Linked DNA regions of Homo sapiens: all the other regions are linked to region 2. A link is a contact called in ENCODE Hi-C or POLR2A ChIA-PET data. All regions are on one chromosome and are shown on one strand. The core of a region is the stretch at or near the end of the contact, and the rest is flanking DNA. Distances in the headings are between cores, read along the strand shown.

Region 1 (2,700 bases), core at 1-2,500, 1.0 Mb before region 2:
CAAACTATCTACGTCAGTGCCAACGTGACCAGCAGCAAACCAATCTTTCACCTCAATCACTTCCTCTCCTCCCCTCTACCCCCTCCCCGCCAGTGATCAAGTCCTCCCCCACCCCAAGAGAGGCAGGGGGTCACATTCCAGGGGGTGTGGGCCATCTGGCAGTAGCCTGAACCCCGGAAAACTGCTTTCCGGAAATTCTCTCCTGCTAGAATTTTATTCCCAGGTCTGACCCCAGCCTGGGGTGTGAATGCCCCCTTCTCGGCCACCTTTCCAGCTCCGGAGACAGCCATTCCCGCAGATCCCTGGCGTGCCTATTCCAAGGCCTGGGCCGCGCAGCACCAAACTGCCCTCCCCTAGGAGACCCCAGGGCGCCCTCTGGCGGACGCGGGCCGTAGGTTGGGGCCATCGTTCCACCTCGAGCTCTCCAGCCCGGCCGAGAGCACCTGGCCCAACCCACACCGGACCAACCAGGTTTGCAGACCCCAGTGCATGAAAGCGTTTTCATAGGGGAGGGGAGGGGGGCTCCACACTCGCGTCAGGGTTGGCAAAGAACCTGGCAGTGGGCCGAGGCTGGGTAGCTGCCACGAAGGGGCGTCCCCTGCAGCCCTGGGTCTCCCCTCTGGAATCTGCCCGCAGGTGACTGTCGCACGTCTCCAACCTCCGGCTCCCGGGTCTGACCCCAGCCCCGCTGCCTGGCTGTGGGGTAGCCCCACTTCCCTTTCGGCTGGCCCGGGCCGCCTGACCCGCAGTTGGGCCCTCGGGGAGGCCCGGGTGGCGGCGAGGGGGTGTCCCCGCGGGGTCCGGGAAAAGGGGAAGGGGAACCGGGAGGCTCTCCAGGTCGGCCTCCTAGAACTGCCCGCTCTCCCGAAGCGGCGCCCCCGCCTCTGCCAGAAATCAGCCTTCTTAGAAGGGAGGGGGGTGGGGGGAAAGTGTGAATGAGAAGTTGGGGGCGGAGCGCGCGGCGGGGAGGGGCCGCTGCCAGGAACGCGCCGCCGGGGCTGGCGCCGCGCCCACCGGCCGCCTCGGCCGCCTCTCGTCGCGCTTTGTCTCCGCGCGCGTCCCTCCCGGTCCCTGCCCCTGCTCGCGGCCCGCCCTCGGCGCCCGCGGCCCCTCCCTCACCCTCCGCGCTCAGCCTTTCTCTGCTGCGAGTAGTGACTAAACATTACAAGAAGGCCGGCCGCGCAGTTCCAGGAATCGGGGGGCGGGGCGCGGCGGCCGCCTATATACCCGCGAGCGCGGCCTCCGCGGCGGCTCCGACTTGGACTCCCTGCTCCGCTGCTGCCGCTTCGGCCCCGCACGCAGCCAGCCGCCAGCCGCCCGCCCGGCCCAGCTCCCGCCGCGGCCCCTTGCCGCGGTCCCTCTCCTGGTCCCCTCCCGGTTGGTCCGGGGGTGCGCAGGGGGCAGGGCGGGCGCCCAGGGGAAGCTCGAGGGACGCGCGCGCGAAGGCTCCTTTGTGGACTTCACGGCCGCCAACATCTGGGCGCAGCGCGGGCCACCGCTGGCCGTCTCGCCGCCGCGTCGCCTTGGGGACCCGAGGGGGCTCAGCCCCAAGGACGGAGACTTCGATTCGGGACCAGGTAGGAAGGAGGAGCGCGGCGTGGGGAGGGGTCTCGCTCAGTCCCGGGAGCTTTTCCCGGTTTCCCCTCCCCTTCCCGGGTCATTCCCGGCAGGGAGGTGACGAGGTAGGGGCAGAGCGGATGGAAGCCGGAGATCCCAGGTTCCCGGAATACTCCGGCTGGGGCCTTCGGGCTTCTCCTGTCCCCTCCCTACCCCCGTGCCTCGGGTTTCTCCCTCCGTCCACACCGCCCGGGGCTACTGGACTGAGCGGCGCCCAGGCAGTCCCGGGGGCCCTTCTCCTGCTCCCCACCCGGCCACACTCCTGGAGACCTAACTTCCGCGCGCGAGTTTCCCACGCTGCGCCCTTGCAGTGCGCGCCTGGGAAGGGGCTGCCCGGGGCCACCCTGCCGGCAGGGGCGGGAGCCGTGCGGGCTCCGTGAGGCGCCTGGATCGGAGCGCGGGCCCAGGAGAGGGCCCCCGGGGCAGTGGGTGCCCCAGTCGCTCGGCGAAGGCAGGGGAGCCGGGGCGGGCCGGGCGCGCTGGAGGGTTCCGGGCACTCAACGCGCTCGCGCCTTCCTCTCCGCAGCCCCCCGGGATGCGGTAGCGGCCGCTGTGCGGAGGCCGCGAAGCAGCTGCAGCCGCCGCCGCGCAGATCCACGCTGGCTCCGTGCGCCATGGTCACCCACAGCAAGTTTCCCGCCGCCGGGATGAGCCGCCCCCTGGACACCAGCCTGCGCCTCAAGACCTTCAGCTCCAAGAGCGAGTACCAGCTGGTGGTGAACGCAGTGCGCAAGCTGCAGGAGAGCGGCTTCTACTGGAGCGCAGTGACCGGCGGCGAGGCGAACCTGCTGCTCAGTGCCGAGCCCGCCGGCACCTTTCTGATCCGCGACAGCTCGGACCAGCGCCACTTCTTCACGCTCAGCGTCAAGACCCAGTCTGGGACCAAGAACCTGCGCATCCAGTGTGAGGGGGGCAGCTTCTCTCTGCAGAGCGATCCCCGGAGCACGCAGCCCGTGCCCCGCTTCGACTGCGTGCTCAAGCTGGTGCACCACTACATGCCGCCCCCTGGAGCCCCCTCCTTCCCCTCGCCACCTACTGAACCCTCCTCCGAGGTGCCCGAGCAGCCGTCTGCCCAGCCACTCC
Region 2 (2,832 bases), core at 240-2,739:
CAACTTGCATCAAAGACCTAAACTCAAGAGCTAAAACCACAAAACTCTTAGAAGAAAACACAGGGGAAAAGCTTCCTGACGTTGCATTTGGCAATGATTTCTTGGATATGGCGCCAAAAGCACAGGCAACAGAAGAACAAATAGATAAAGTGGAACGTCATAGAAGTTTAAAATATTTGCATATCAGCCTGGGTGCGGTGACTCACGCCTGTAACTCCGGCACTTTGGGAGGCCGAGACGGGTGGATTACTTGAGGTCAGGAGTTCGAGACCAACTTAGTCAACACAGTGAAACCCCGTCTCTACTAAAAATACAAAAATTAGCTGGGTGTGGTGGCGGGTGCCTGTAATCCCAACTACTCAGGAGGCTGAGGCAGGAAAATCGCTGGAACCAGGGAGGCGGAGGTTGCAGTGAGCCAAGATCATGCCACTGCACTCCAGCCTGGGCAACAGAGTCAGACTCCATCTCAAAAAAAAAAAAAAAAATTGCATATCAAAGGGCACTAACAACGTGGGGAGAAGGCAATCCATGGAATGGCAGCAAATCATAGGTCAGATATGGGATTAGTATCTGGATATTAATCTACAGATCTCCTAACACTCAGCAACAACAATCATCCAAATCAAACACAGGTAAAGGACTTGGACAGACATTTCTGCAAGAATATGTGCAAATGAGCAATAAACACGAAAAGATGCTCAACATCACTAACCACTGGGGAATTGCAAATCAAAACCACAAGGAGAGACCCCTCACAACCATGAGCTCTGGGCAGGTAGGAAGACGCCTGGTGGGGAGTTGCCGGCTCCATGCTGTCCCCAGAATTCCTGCAGGGGCTAAGCCCGACCCCGACACCTCACCAGGAGCACAGAAACGAGTGGAAAAGGCCAAAGGCCACCCCAAAGGGCCAGAGGGGTCCAGCAAGGAGTCTGGGACATGGAACCATGCTGTGCATCCAGACACACGGGGACAACAGGGGGATGAAAGGTGGCCCCTAAAATTTACATCCACCCCAGAGCCTATGAACATGGCCTATTTGGAAAAAGGGTCTTTGCAGACGTTATGAAGTTAAGGATCTTGAGATGGGACCATTTTGGGTTACCCAGTGGGCCCTAAATCCGAGAAAGACTGTCCGTATGAGAGACAGACAGGGGGAGATTTAGGGCACAGAAGGAGGCCCCGTGACAACGGAGGCAGAGGTCGAGTGGTGTGGCCACGAGCCAAGGAACGCCAAGGGTTTCGGGAGCCGCCAGAAGCTGCCAGAGGCGAGAAGCAGGCTCCCCCTCGGAGCCTCCGGAAAGAACCAGGCCTGCTGATGCCGTGATTTCGGACTTCTGGCCTCCAGAACGGCGAGAGAAGAAATGTCTGGTGTTTTGAGCCACCCAGTTTGTGGCACTTGGTGATGGCAGCCCCAGGAAACCACTACAGGGACCAGAGTTCCCACGGGGCTGGGCAGGAAGCGGGTGCAGAGCGCGTCAGGCCAGGCCTCTCACCTCGGAGATGGAAAAGCAGAGCTGGAGAGGTTGAGACCGGACAGGCACCGAGCGTCCAGGGGTAAGAACTCCCAGGGGATGGCAGAGGCCATCGGGGACAGCACAGCGAGGGACAGGAGGGAGGGGTGAGGGCTGAGGCACCGCCCTCCAGGAGGCCTCGGTTCCCCGCCCACTGATGACCCAGGAACCCCGTAAGAGGAGCTGGGCTTTACCCTGTGCCGTACTGCATCAGATGGACCCTGGTGGGGACAGACGTCCAGCGACAGCGTGGCCAAGCCCCCTCCAGGACCCCGGGCCTGCATTCATGACCATGCACAGACGGCCACTTCCCCTGCCTGCAGCCCTCCCTCGTGGCCTGTTCCTAGCCTCCCAGCCCAACAGAGCTCCCCAGTGGAAAGTTCCCTTCTTGGAGACTCTCTCCCTGCTGAAATACAAGCTCTTGGAACAAGATAAAACTGCTTAATTTGTAAAAGCCACAAAGCCGTTCCAGAACAAAAAAAAAGCTCCGACCCTTGGCTGGAAGGAGTGGCCTTCCATGCCTCAGCGGCCAGTCACCACTCCATGACTCATGCCGGCCCTGCTGACAAACCCTCCAGCACCTTCCCAGGGGAAGGCCACAGCCCCCAGGGAGGGCGGGAGAGTACCCAGGCCCCCGTTCACAAACCAGACCGGAGCCAGACACTGCCGAGGGAGGGACAAGAGGGCAGGTCTTGGGGCTCCTAAGCCTTCCCTGGGGCTGGCAGACCACCGTGGACTCACCAGGGTAGGACCACCCCCTCCCACAAACCCTTCCTGGGCAGCTGTAGGGCAGCCTGAGCTGGACACGCCTCACACGCCAGCCCAGTGGGGCATGAGGCACCCACAGCCACGTCTGGAAGTCAGCGGGCCGGCATCTGCCGGGCAGGCCTCTGTCACACAGGCACAGCGTCCTCCCCATGGCTCCTCCTCAGGCCAGAGCATGCTTGGGGATCAGAGCAGCTCTCGCAGTGGCTTGCAGCCTGACAACGCGGCGTGAGCCATGCCCTGCAGAGAAGAAGAGCCCCTCAGTGAGGGAAGAGGCGCCCACAAAACTCAGGACACGCGCAGAAACCCGCAGGAGGTGGGGGCGCTGCCTAGGGGCCGTGCCGCTCCCACCCCTCACCTTGCAGATGACGGAACTGCGGCCCAGAGCTGCCAAGTGGCTTGCTCAAGGCCACCCAGCAGGGACAGGAAGGAAGTCACTTCCCCAGGGACTGTGCGGGAGTTCAGTGACAATTAAAGACCAGCGCTAAAGTTTGCCCAGGACGAGAACCTCATTAAGGGAAACAGCTCCGGGACTGTCGTGTTCATTCGGAAGGCA
Region 3 (2,700 bases), core at 155-2,654, 1.4 Mb before region 2:
GTGTAAAAGGAGGGGGACAAATGGAGTTTCCTCTGGCAGGTCCCTGAGATCCCAGGGGAGGGCAGAAGTTAAGAGTCAGTTATGCTTTCCATAGAGCTGCTTTTAACTAGACTTACGCCCTAAAGAACACGCCTAAGAAAGGGTATGTGGGGGTTTTTGAAAATATTCTTTAAGGAAGTCAGACTCTTCTGCTGCATTAATCTCAAACCCACAATTTTTAGGTTAAAAATATTGCTTTCTGGCTGGGCGCGATGGCTCACACTGATAATCCCAGCACTTTGGGAGGCCCAGGCAGGCGGATCACCTGAGGTCAGGAGTTCCAGACCAACCTAGCCAACATGGTGAAACCCTGTCTCTACTAAAAATACAAAAATTAGCCGGGTGTGGTGGCAGGAGCCCGTAATCCCAGCTACTTGGAGGCTGAGGCAGGAGAATAGCTTGAACCCAGGAGGCTGAGGTTGCGTTGAGCCGAAATCGTACCACTGCACTCCAGCCTGGGTGACAGAGTGAGACTTTGTCTCTAAAAAAAAAAAAAAAAAAAAAAAAAGCTTTTTTTTACCTGGTACATTGGTACATTGGTACATACATTCGTCAGTTTTCATTCTGTATATGTGTGTTAGTGAGAATTAACCAGTTTAATTAATTGGGCACTATTTTCTTAACTGCCATAAGTTATTATTATTTTTAGCTATTTAATCTTGTTAATGTCAGTCCCCCTTGATTTGCCTTTTTTTTTTTGAGACAGAGTCTCGCTCTGTTGCCGAGGCTGGAGTGCAATCTTGGCTCACTGCAACCTCTGCCTCCTGGGTTCAAGCGATTCTCCTGCCTCAGCCTCCTGAGTAGCTGGGACTGCAGGTGCATGCCACCACACCCGGCTAATTTTTGTATTTTTTGCAGAGACGAGGTTTCACCATGTTGGCCAGGCTTGTGTTGAACTCCTGACCTCATGTGATCCACCCACCTTGGCCTCCCAAAGTGCTGGGATTACAGGCGTGAACCACTGTGCCCGGCCTTGATTTGCCTTTGAACTCTCTCTTTGGCATCTCTTTGGGATAGATTCCAAAATCTTTGGTGTGGGACCTGAGGCCCTTCACAGGCAGACACTAAGCCCCCTTCAGGGTGCCAGTTCAGCCCTGCTGTGTCCTGGGCCTTGCCCTGTGGTGTGCCCATTGTTGCTGGCCTCTGTCACTTCCATACACTTTATCTTGCTTGGTATACACCATTCTGTTCTTGTCCATCTGGGGAATCCGTTGGTCCTTCAAGTTCTGGCTCACAGGTTGGCCCCTCTGAAGCCTCTTGGCATCGCCTGGAATTCTGTGAGTACTTGCTGCACTTGGCCGCTGTGGCCGGGTGTGCTGCTGCTACGGGCTTACATGCCTGTCCCCACTGGCCTTCACTTTCTGTGCAGGCCAGGGACTGGAGCTGTTTAAATCCCAGCTCCAAGCACAGGCTGCGCCTATGGCAGATGCTCAGTAAACGCTGAGCTGAAGTGAATCTGTGTATTTCAGTAAGAGAAAAAAAAAAGAGCTGAGGATGCAGCCGGTGACCGGAATGTGAATTGGGCTCTATTGGTAGTGTACCCGAGGTAGATTATTTGTACTCATTGAGTCTTTATCTTACCTGTAAACTGATGAGAACAGTGTATAGTTCATTGTCAGGAAATATGCAGAGTTACAGTTGAGCTTTGTTGGAAAATTTAAAAAAGTGGAAATGAGAAAACATTTTAAGCTGTAAGATAGCATGTGTGTATAAACTAGTATTATTTGTAGGAAAATATGCCAAATAGAATGAAGTATAGGCTTCCTCAGTGGGACACTGGATTTTCAGATTGCTTCTAAAATGCTGTCCTTGACGTGAACTTTCCATGTTATCCTTTTTTTTTTTTTTTTTTTTTTTTTTTTTTGAGATGGAGTCTCACTCTGTTGCCAGGCTGGGCGTGATCTTGGCTCACTGCAACTTCTGCCTCCCGGGTTCAAGTGATTCTCCTGCCTCAGGCTCCCGAGTAGCTGGGACTACAGGAACGTACCACCACGCCCGGCTAATTTTTGTATTTTTAGTAGAGACAGGGTTTCACCATGTTGGCCAGGATGGCCTCTATCTCTTGACCTCGTGATCTACCTGTCTTGGCCTCCCACAGTGCTGGGATTACAGGCGGGAGCCACCGCGCCCGGTGGTTATCCCATGTTTTAATGCGTGCCATGTGATTGTGGTAGTCTCTAGTTGGACAAGTTGCTCAGGTTGTGGTGTTTGCAGGAAGACCTGAGGTGCTGTAACTATCAATTCATATCCCCCTAGATATTTCTCACTCCCTTCCTTATGGATTTTGTATTTTGCAGAATCAGAAATGGTTACATCTTTATTTTTAAGCAGGAGCATGTTTGGCATTGTACAAAGCACACATCATAGCAAGAAACCTGTATCACCATCTGCTGTGACAAGTTTTGAAGAGGATTCACTCTGGTTTGAATTTTATAGGCTTTCCTGTTGAGTACACCAGAGATGAATGCTCACGGTATTACACAGAGGATTAGAACTGCCCTTTCTTCTTAATGAAGGTGAATAGAAACAAGGGCTTGGATTCTGCCCCTCTGAAGAAAGCTGACCCTTATCCATTATCTGAGTCTTTGTGTAGCCTCCCAAGTTTTCTCTTCATTATGGAATATGAAAGCACAGGACTGGCTGTGGGGGATCAAGACCCAA

Evidence for each region. Hi-C counts contacts between places; a loop is a spot of excess contacts on that map. ChIA-PET counts read pairs that join two places held with the same protein, here RNA polymerase II (POLR2A). Pooled maps may share reads with other maps.
Region 1: a loop to region 2 is called in a map of ascending aorta, with 2.9 times the contacts of the local background. The contact joins the promoter of SOCS3 here to the enhancer-like site in region 2. A Hi-C loop is called at or near these places in 1 of 168 maps with a recorded cell type or tissue (ascending aorta), 1 of 37 single-sample maps with no recorded cell type and 8 of 50 pooled maps. POLR2A ChIA-PET finds 5 or more read pairs at or near these places in 1 of 52 experiments (WTC11).
Region 3: a loop to region 2 is called in a map with no recorded cell type, with 5 times the contacts of the local background. The contact joins two enhancer-like sites. A Hi-C loop is called at or near these places in 2 of 37 single-sample maps with no recorded cell type and 2 of 50 pooled maps.

Annotation. Positions count from the first base shown.
Region 1 is chr17:78,358,627-78,361,326 of GRCh38, reverse strand. It overlaps SOCS3 (suppressor of cytokine signaling 3), which reads left to right and starts at 1,250. Exons shown (of 2, transcript NM_003955.5): 1 at 1,250-1,577; 2 at 2,144-2,700. The coding sequence starts at 2,232. SOCS3-DT (SOCS3 divergent transcript) reads right to left here and starts at 879. Exons shown (of 5, transcript NR_110847.1): 1 at 554-879. RefSeq lists silencers at 349-398, 629-828, 889-1,198, 1,209-1,488, 1,899-2,138 and an enhancer at 1,246-1,894.
Region 2 is chr17:77,322,473-77,325,304 of GRCh38, reverse strand. The region is part of intron 2 of SEPTIN9 (septin 9); the gene reads right to left. Among named protein-coding and RNA genes, the nearest start is that of SEPTIN9-DT, 42 kb to the right of the region's middle. RefSeq lists an enhancer at 1-261 and a silencer at 1,548-1,721. Within about 2 kb of position 1,489, at least 37 of the 41 ENCODE cell types and tissues checked have a DNase peak (open chromatin) inside an H3K27ac peak, as active enhancers do; they include ascending aorta, where a contact is called at or near this core.
Region 3 is chr17:78,732,280-78,734,979 of GRCh38, reverse strand. The region is part of intron 1 of CYTH1 (cytohesin 1); the gene reads left to right. Among named protein-coding and RNA genes, the nearest start is that of CYTH1, 49 kb to the left of the region's middle. RefSeq lists an enhancer at 1,094-1,153. Within about 2 kb of position 1,404, at least 10 of the 41 ENCODE cell types and tissues checked have a DNase peak (open chromatin) inside an H3K27ac peak, as active enhancers do.